2 separate regions of the Homo sapiens genome follow, and region 1 is linked to region 2. The links are chromatin contacts, found by Hi-C or POLR2A ChIA-PET in ENCODE. All regions are on one chromosome and are shown on one strand. Each heading gives the region's core, a stretch centred on a gene start or an enhancer-like site at or near the end of the contact. The rest is flanking DNA. Distances are from core to core; before and after follow the strand shown.

Region 1 (4,590 bases), core at 16-2,515, 280 kb before region 2:
ATTCAGGAAGCGAAGGTTGCAGTGAGCCGAGACTGCACCACTGCACTTCAGCCTGGGCAATGGAGTGAGACTCTGTCTCAAAAAAATAAAAAATAAAAATAAATAAGTCAATTTGAACAAAAGTGTCCACAAAATTATCTTAGTATACTACCTTCAAGTAAATTTAAACAGTTCTCCCTCGAAAACACATAGGGTTTATCACGAAGTTTAATTCCCAGTGTGCATAGAGATGATGATGATAACTAAGACAGGGTCTCACTTGGACATCCACGTTGGAGTGCAGTGACACAATCTCTGCTGACTGCAGCCTTCACTTCCCGGGCTCAAGTGATCCTCTCACTCCAGCTTCCCGAGCAGTTGGGAGTACAGGCACCCACCACCAGGCCTGGCTAATTTTTGTACTTTTTTTTTTTTTTGAAATGGAGTCTCGTCCTATCATCCAGGCTGGAGGGCAGTGGCATGGTCTTGGCTCACAGCAACCTCTGCCTCCCGGGTTCAAGTGATTCTCCCACCTCAGCCTCCAAAGTAGCTGGGATTACAGGCACCTCCCACCAAGACCAGCTAATTTTTGTATTTTGAGTAGAGATGGGGTTTCGCCACGTTGGCCAGACTGATCTCAAACTCCTGACTTCAAGTGATCTGCCTGCCTTGGCCTCCCAAAGTGCTGGGATTACAGGAGTAAGCCACCATGCCCAGTCTGATTTTCGTATTATTTTGTAGAGGTGGGGTCTTGCCATGTTGCCTAGACAGGTCTCAAAACCATGGGCTCAAGTGATCTTCTCACCTTGGCCTCCCAACTGGGATTACAGGCAAGAGCCATGACTGATTTTTTTTTCTTTTAAATGCATGCCAGCACTTCTATCTGCCCTGCTCCCTCCCTGCTGCCAGGAGCTGCTGGCCTTTAAGAGTTCTCAGCCAGCACAGGAGTCCTCTCTCATTTGACTAAGTTACCAGGAACTTTTCCAAACTGGAAAGTTTCAAGCTGACAATTCAGCAACTCCCACCCTTCTCTCAAGCCCCCAAAATGCTGAGTTAAAAGAGAGTATCTATTTAGGCATAGAACCTCCTCTTAGAAAAGCAGCATTCCAGGCCAGGCATGGTGGCTCACGCCTGTAATCCCATCCCAGCACTTTGGGAGGCCAAGGCGGGCAGGTGTGAGAACAGCCTGGGCAACACAGCAAAACTCCCTCTACAAAAAAATACAGAAATCAGCCATGCATGGTGACATGTGCCCATAATACCAGCTACTCAGGAGGCTGTGGTGGAAGGGATCACCTGAGCCCAGGAGGTCGAGGTTACAGTGAGCTGTGATCATGCCACTGCACTCCAGCCTGGGCGACAGAATGAGACTGTCTCAAAAAAAGGGAGGGGGGGTTATTACATTATCAAATTATACCCAGATGAGACTTTATAGAAAATTAGAAAAAGAAAATTAAAAATCCAAAAGTGCATGCAAGGGTCTCTAAGTTCAAATTCTACTTTCAACAGAGAAACTACAAATCAGATTTCAAAACCTTTGTATTTTATTCAAAATTGGAGGCTTACAGAGGATCTATGGCAACCAAAGGCACTGGCCCTCTATCAAGACTGGCAAGTGAATGTTAGTTTTTAAGTTAAATAAAAATGTTAAGAGTTTGTCTCGCATCACTGGAAAAGTAAACAGCAACTACTGGTCCGGACTGCAGAGTTACAGGCCTCTTTTTCTGGTCACTAGGTTTGGGTTAGGAATAAACTGGTTTCTATTGCCTAGATGAAATTCTTGTTACACAATTCTATGCTCTCTAAGCAACTTCCTGGATTACGTTAATAATGGGACATAACGCAGGTGGCTAGCCGCCTGAAAAGTACATCATCACTTAGTAAATAGTAAATAGGGAGTTCAAAATCATCCATATTCAAAATGTTGCAGTCCTGAATAAATGAAATGCAAAGTCTCATGTATCTAGGTCATTGACTATGATGTTTCCAGTTCTCCAAGACAGAGCTAAATTACAGGAGATTAATAATGTTGAAAAACCATTAGTATAAGATGTGTCTGCTTTTCTGAAGAAACATTTTATGCTTCAGATTTTTTTTTTTTTGAGACAGAGTCTCGCTCTGTCATTCAGACTTGAGTCTAGTGGTGCAATCTCGGCTCACTGCAACCTCCGCCTCCTTGGTTCAAGCAATTCCCTCCCTCAGCCTCCCGAGTAGCTGGGATTACAGGCTCCCACCACCATGCCCAGCTCATTTTGGTACTTTTAGTAGAGATGGGGTTTCACCATCTTGGCCAGGCTGGTCTTGAACTCCTGACCTCGTGATCCACCTGCCTCGGCCTCCCAAAGTGCTGGGGTTACAGGTGTCAGCCACCGCGCCCGGTCTATGCTTCAGATTTAAAACCAATCCTGCATCTACAAGACATCAGCATGACTAAACTTTTCTTCCAAAAATGAGTAATATGGAACCCTTGTGTCTCAACATCTCTCTTTCATAAATTACTTTTTAGAAAGCCTCATGAAAATAGTATATAAATTTGATAAGTGATTTAGCACAATCCAGTAATTTATGATATAAGAATCTCGGCTCACTGCAACCTCCGCCTCCCCGGTTCAAGCGATTCTCCTGCCTCAGCCTCCCAAGTAGCTGGGATTACAGACATGCGCCACCACGCCCAGCTAATTTTGTATTTTTAGTAGAGACGGGGTTTCTCCATGCTGGTCAGGCTGGTCTTGAACTCCAGACCTCAGGTGATCTGCCCGCCTCAGCCTCTCAAACTGCTGGGATTACAGGCATGAGCCACCACACCCAGCCAAATGTATCTTTCAAAAAAAAGGCCGATAAATTTAAATGAGTAATTATCTATGGTCCAGAAATGATTCACATCTAAACTACTAGCTTAAGGCAGATGTGCTAATATCCAACTTTTGGTGATGGTAGTTTTAAAATCCAGCATGTTTCATTAAGCACTTGTCTACTCATCTAAATTGACAAACCTGCAGATAGAATTGGGCTCCTCTGGGCCCTTGATCTGCCAATTAATTCCAGTCTGTCCTAAACTCTGCTACTTTTGAACCTTTCATGCTTTTGAGGGTCTACAGCTAACACAGTCACCACTAGCATCATATGGCTAAATTTAAGATTAAATAAAATTTAAAATTCAATTCCTTAGTCCAGTCATATTTCAAGTGCTCATCTCAAGGGTCACATATTGGACATCTACAGCCAATTAATGGTATATCCTTTTCAGAACAGGTAAAATATGTAACTGTTAGTTATTTATCCACTTAAATTTTCATGCAAAACCTTACCACTTTAAAATGCTTTTCGAAAGAAAATCAGAATCATGAAAATGGGCTAGCAGGAAAGAAGCATCATGCACATGGTATCCAAACTAAATCCATTCACTTTTGTCTTTACAATCTTCAGCCTCTAGAAGGACAGAGAACAGACTGACTCCTGTCAAAAAGTGACAATTCAGCACAAGTTCTCCACCTTAAAGAGAAGCACTGTGGAGAAAGAAGTTGCTGATTTTGTTCCTTATCTACTAATTGTGTGATACTCAACAAGAATTGTATGTGATGAAAAGATACTGAATATACATCTTTCCCTCAAAGAGCTTATATTCTTGGAGGTGGGGTTGGAATACAGTCACATAGAATGCTCAATATTTTGTGTCTAAAAACTGCAAGAACACATACATCTATATAAATCTATATCATTATAAATTGTGGACAAACGATTTAGCCTAATCCAGTAACTTATCATCCAAGAGTCCCTTGACATCTCAGGAAGAATAAATTTGGTCAGACCAATAACTTCAAATTATCTTTCCATAAAATGATCGCTTTAAATGGGTACTTAATATCTGTGATATAGAAATGACTGGCCATCTAAACAACTAGCTTATGAAAAGAGGTCTCACACAGATGTCATGGTGACAGATTTGAAAGTCTGTCTGTTTCATTAAGTACTTGCCTACTCATCTTGAATAGTTCATTTGAGTGTTCAAATGAGGGCAAGGCCACATCTGGGGGGGTGGTGGTGGGGAGAAGGCAGTGACTAAGAGTGAGCAAGAACTGAGGGATACACTCCAGATAAGAGAATAGACTGGATGATGGCGTATGTCTGCCAGGGTGGAAAAATATGAACAGCATTAGTAGAGAGAAGGACAATTAAAACAGTCCCCTGCCTGCCCCCAACCCCAATAACAGTGAAAAGTCTTTTAACTTAAGGCCAACTAGTGTGATAGCTAGGCCATCCTGTGATCACCTGGGGTCTGTCATGCACTTGGAAGCGGTCCCCAGCACTAGATCTAGACCAGTACAGATGAAAAAAAGTTGGTATCACATTGGAGCATGTTTATATTTTAATTAGGCAGACAACAGAGGACACTAACAACTTTTTAGGCAAGGGGTTGAGATTAAGATGAAAACATAACTCAGTGTTTCCTAAGAACCGCCACACCTGCTCTATTGTTCAGTGCTATATGACCATTTCTCTTTCCAGAAAAACATTTCACCAAGTTAAAAAGCCTGAGATTATAAAAGAGAAACTGGGGATGGTGGTGAGGAGTTGCACCGTAGTGGAGTACTGTCACTCCAGAACTATCAG
Region 2 (4,865 bases), core at 1,182-3,681:
GCTCAGCCTCCTGGGTTCACGCCATTCTCCTGCCTTAGCGTCCCGAGTAGCTGGGACTACGGGCGCCCACCACCATGCCCGGCTAATTTTTTGTATTTTTAGTAGAGATGGGGTTTCACCATATTAGCCAGGGTGGTCTCAATCTCCTGATCTTGTGATCTACCTGCCTTGCCCTCCCAAAGTGCTGGGATTACAGGAGTGAGCCACTGCACCTGGCCAGTGGTACAAACTCTTTCAGGGCCCAGGTGGCAAAGTGTGCTAAAGAAGTAGGGGAACTGGGCATTCTTCCCACTTCTTCATGGTTCTGCAGAGAAGATCAAATGTTTATAACGCAATAAACACAGTTTGGGTGCTTCCATGAATTCTGTTCCATGTGGTCTGATTACCCTCTATATTTAGAGACTAAGGAAGTTTTTATAAGAACGTTAGCAGCTGTCATAATTGGAGATTGGCCAGTGCGGGGTGGAGTGGGACTCAGAGACTGAACCAGCCTTCAGAGATGGTGCAGGGGTGGTCCAACCAGTAGAGATAGGAAGAAGTCTCGGCAAGTGGGTAGAGCTCAGGATCCAGTTGCAGATAGCTCTAGTACAGACAGCTGCCATTCAAAGAAAGAGTGGAGACCCAGCCATAGGATCTTGGTAAGGGGATTATATCAGGAGAGAAGAAAATAATATTCTAGGCCTGGAAGAAATAGCATACAGAGTTGGAATCCAATATGTAGCTCAGGAAGGCACGGAGGGGGGAGCCAAATATAATCTAAAACAGATGTAATTATAAGGCAACTAGGGCAGAATCCAGTTACTAAAAATAACCAGCCTTGAGACTGACTGGCCTAAGTCTCCATTCAGTTCCTCTGCTGGGGATACGTCTGAAAGGTAGAGAATGGCTTCTAGCTAAACAGGCAAGCACGCAGCAGCAGCAGGGGTGCGAGTCAAACACGTCTCCACAGGTGCTTATCAATAAGCTCCATGCGTCTGGATCCACTGACAAGGAAGCAGGACCCAAATGATTAAACCCTGTTTGCAACAGTCCTTCTAAGAGAAGACTTCTGGTTTTTTTGTTTTGTTTTGTTTTGTTTTCTGTCTAGAATGCCTTCTTCTCTTCTTCTGCTAATGGAACTACTTTTTTATGGGGAATCCCCCACTTTCCAGAGAAGTTAGCATGTGATCTAAGTTCAGTCAATCAGATAAATCTATTCCTTTGGAATGGGAAGAGGCAGAAAACCCTAGAAAAGCCAATCAGATTCTTCCTTGAGATTTGATGTTTAAATGCGGAGAGAGAGAGAGAAAGGCTCTTTTTTCAGTATTGGATCACAAGATTGTAAAGATGATATAGACCAGAGTTGCTTTCTGTCACCTTTCCTGGATACCTGGGGAAAGCCATCCATAGTGAGAGACAATGAATCTAACATTAAGAGAGAATCAAAAATGAAGAGAGATGAGAGATGGATGGAAAGAGACAGAGTCCTGAGGACATTACTTGGACCCCGAATCCAGCCATGGCTGAAGCCAAAGCTATCCTGCTCTTTCATGAGCCAATACATTCTGCTTTACTTAAGCTGGTCTCGACCCAACTTCAAGTGGGTTTTGCAACTTGCAATGTAAGGAAATTGGACAAACGCATTTGCTTATTTACTGCCTCCATCCACAGCTAATCTGAAATTTAGAGTTGGTACTGACAATACTCACCTCAATCCTGGCCTCCATTGCTCTTCACAAAGACACACTGGCCACTGCGGTGAGCAGACGGCCACTGCTCTCTGCCTGGCAGAAGCCTCAGTGATATTAGATTTGAGTCTTTGCCCACCACTACTTTTGACATACGCTTGTTCTTTGGAGCTCACCCCTTCCTCTTTCATATGGTCTTTTCAGACTGTGGATGAAATCTTCAGCCTTTTCCACTTTGTATCAAACTTACAATTGAAGTCCTGACCAGCCAGGTGCGGTGGCTCACGCCTGTAATCCTAGCAATTTGGGAGGCCAAGGGGGGCGGATCATGAGGTCAGGAGATCGAGACCATCCTGGCTAACACAGTGAAACCCTGTCTCTACTAAAAATACAAAAAAAAAAAAAAATTAACCTGGCATGGTAGCGGGCACCTGTAGTCTTCGCTACTCGGGAGGCTGAGGCAGGAGAATGGCGTGAACCTGGGAGGCAGAGCTTGCAGTGAGCTGAGATTGCACCACTGCACTCCAACCTGGGTGACAGAGCGAGACTCCATCTCAAACAAAAAAAAAAGAAAAAAAAGAAAAAAAAGAAAAAGAAATCCTGACCTTTCTTCTGAAAGTAGATGCCTGTTTTAAATTTCTATTTGAGAATTCCATGATCACCTCACACTCAACAAGTCTGAAACAGAACTCAGCAGTGTTCTGGTGCTGACGATGGCACCAGCATTGTGCCTGTCATCTGTTCTAAAGGAGCTCAGGACATGCCACCCCAAAATAGGCCACTTTGGCAGATTGATGACTTTGAGCTGAAGGCACTTGAGAAACAGCAGATGCAGGAAGGGCTTTCTGACCACCCCTCCCCTCCACATTTTTTTTTAACCTAAACAGGCCATAAAATTTCCCATGAGAAAGGTGTCTACCCTGAACCAGCAAGAGAAGAACATTCCTTACAGAATCATGGTGTGGAGAAGAAAAGAGAGAAAGAGACAGAGAGAGAGAGGAACATTCTTATCACCAGGCACTGGGAATCAATGCTGAAATGGATCTGGACAAACAAAGTTACCAAAATAACCCTTATTTTCCTCTGGTTCTTTCTACTATGTATCTTAGTCACTTCCTCACAATTTGCTGTCCCTGGCCAACACCCTTTTGTCTTGTTATTTCTTCACAAATTAATAGTTTCTTTGTCTAAAAGGCACAAAAACACTAGGCACGGTGGCTCACAGCTGTTATCCCAGCACCTTGGGAAGCTGAGATGGGAGGTTTGCTTGAGACCATGAGATTGGGGCTGCAGTGAGCTGTGTTCACACCACTGCACTCCAGGCTGGGCAAACAGAGCAAGAATCTTTCTGTCTGGTCAATTTTTCAGACCTTCATTCTCTTGTGAAGGTCCCTGCTTATGTGTAAAAATTGTAATTAAACTTGTATGCTTTTCTCCGGTCAATCTGTCATATATCAGTTTAATTCTTAGGCCCAGTTGGAAGAGGGCCTAAATGGGAAGAGGAGACTTTTTCTTTCCTCCTCAACAGCTCCTTCAGTCCCCCAATTGTTTGTGCCACCTTTCTTTTCCTCATCCTCCTCATGCTAAATCATGAAGCTCACTCAATTTCCTTCATGTCTGCATGATCCTGGAGCTGCATGTGGTTCTAAAGGTGGGTAGAAAACTGGACAGGGCATGACCCCTGACTTGAAGAGTTTGCATTCTAGTAGAGGAACTATGAAATCAGAATGTGCTTTGTGCTACAGCAGGGGCAGCAGCAGAAGGACCAAGGGGCCTAACACAAGATAGGGGTCATGCCAGCTACGGGAGATCAGAGAAGAGTCATGGAAGAATTTCAACAGTCCATGAAGGCAAGAGGACATTATGAAAATAAAAAAGGGAGCCAAGAGAACAATTGATTGAAGTGCACTTGGAATGAGGATGATATGGTTTGGCTGTGTCCCCACCCAAATCTTATTTTGAATTGTAGCTCCCATAATTCCACGTGTCATGGGAGGGACCCAATGGGAGGTAATTTAATCATAGGGGTGGGTCTTTCCCATGCTGTTCTCATGATAATGAATAAGTCTTATGAGATCTGATGGTTTTATAAAGGGGAGTTCCCCTGCACACGCTCTTTTGCCTGCCATCATGTAACATGTGCCATTTGCCTTCCGCCATGATTGTGAGGCCTCCCCAGCCACATGGAACTGTGAGTCCATTAAACCTCTTTTTCTTTATAAATTAACCAGTTTCAGGTATGTTTTTATCAGCAGTGTGAAAATGGACTAATGCAGAGGACTTCTGTTTGCTGGTGCATAGGAGTGGCTGGGGAAAGTGCTGGGAGACGGTGCTGGGCGGGTTGGGATCGACACTGTGGATTGATTATGTAAAAGTCATTCACAGCCCCCTTTTTTTCTTGTTTGCCCATATTACAGAGTTTCAGAAAACTGAAACATTAGCTTCTCCAGCTTTCCCTGCAGCTACGCATGACTGAGTTCTAGCCAAAGAGAGTAAGGAGGGTACAATGGGTGGAAATCATGGGAAAGTAGTTCAGTGGACAGGATGTGCTAGCATGCTCACCTCCTCCTTCTTCCTATTTGAGAATGCACAAGAATACTCATGAATACAGCTGCCATCCTGGCATTATGAAACCCCCAGGAATCGGGGTATGTTTGTAGAATGGCAGAGGAGAAAGACAGAAAGAACCTGGTTCCTTGATGACATCATCTGGCTATTGTGAAGTCCTGAACTTCTTTTTCCCACACTTGTTGTGCATGACAAACAAAAATCCCTATATGAGAAGTCACTGTTAATCAGGTTTTCTATTGCCTGCAGCACTGAATGCCATTCTAAAGAAAAGGAAGTTTATACTATAAGCCCTTACATGAAGGTGAGAGGATGCCATTATCAGAAAACTCTCCCCTTTTGCTATTCACTGCCTAGACCCTTCAAAGCCCAGTTCATTGGAGAATCTCTTTATGGAAGCTTCTGTCTCTTGTCCTGGCCCCCTTAATTCTTACTGCTTGTTGGGCAATTACCAAGTTTGGGTTAGAGACACGTATTTTTACTGATTCCTCAGGGACTTATCTATCCCCAGTAGGACTATAAGTGCCTTACGGGCAGTGACCATGTCCTGTACTTTCTCTCATGAAGTGCGCAGGCTGGAGAGAATCACATAGTGGGTCAGTGCTCAGACACTGGAATCTTAAGTTTGAA

Evidence for each region. A loop is a pair of places that touch in the nucleus more often than their neighbours do. ChIA-PET counts read pairs that join two places held with the same protein, here RNA polymerase II (POLR2A). Pooled maps may share reads with other maps.
Region 1: a pooled map shows a loop between it and region 2 (2.2-fold over the local background). The contact joins two enhancer-like sites. A Hi-C loop is called at or near these places in 10 of 168 maps with a recorded cell type or tissue (HAP-1, MCF 10A, esophagus muscularis mucosa and 6 more) and 15 of 50 pooled maps. POLR2A ChIA-PET finds 5 or more read pairs at or near these places in 10 of 52 experiments (AG04449, GM12878, HEK293 and 7 more).

What each region holds. Positions count from the first base shown.
Region 1 is chr12:93,387,391-93,391,980 of GRCh38, reverse strand. All of the region lies in intron 1 of NUDT4 (nudix hydrolase 4), which reads right to left. Among named protein-coding and RNA genes, the nearest start is that of NUDT4, 12 kb to the right of the region's middle. Within about 2 kb of position 1,265, at least 2 of the 41 ENCODE cell types and tissues checked have a DNase peak (open chromatin) inside an H3K27ac peak, as active enhancers do.
Region 2 is chr12:93,111,436-93,116,300 of GRCh38, reverse strand. The region is part of intron 3 of LOC643339 (a long non-coding RNA gene); the gene reads left to right. Among named protein-coding and RNA genes, the nearest start is that of LINC02412, 60 kb to the left of the region's middle. Within about 2 kb of position 2,431, at least 3 of the 41 ENCODE cell types and tissues checked have a DNase peak (open chromatin) inside an H3K27ac peak, as active enhancers do.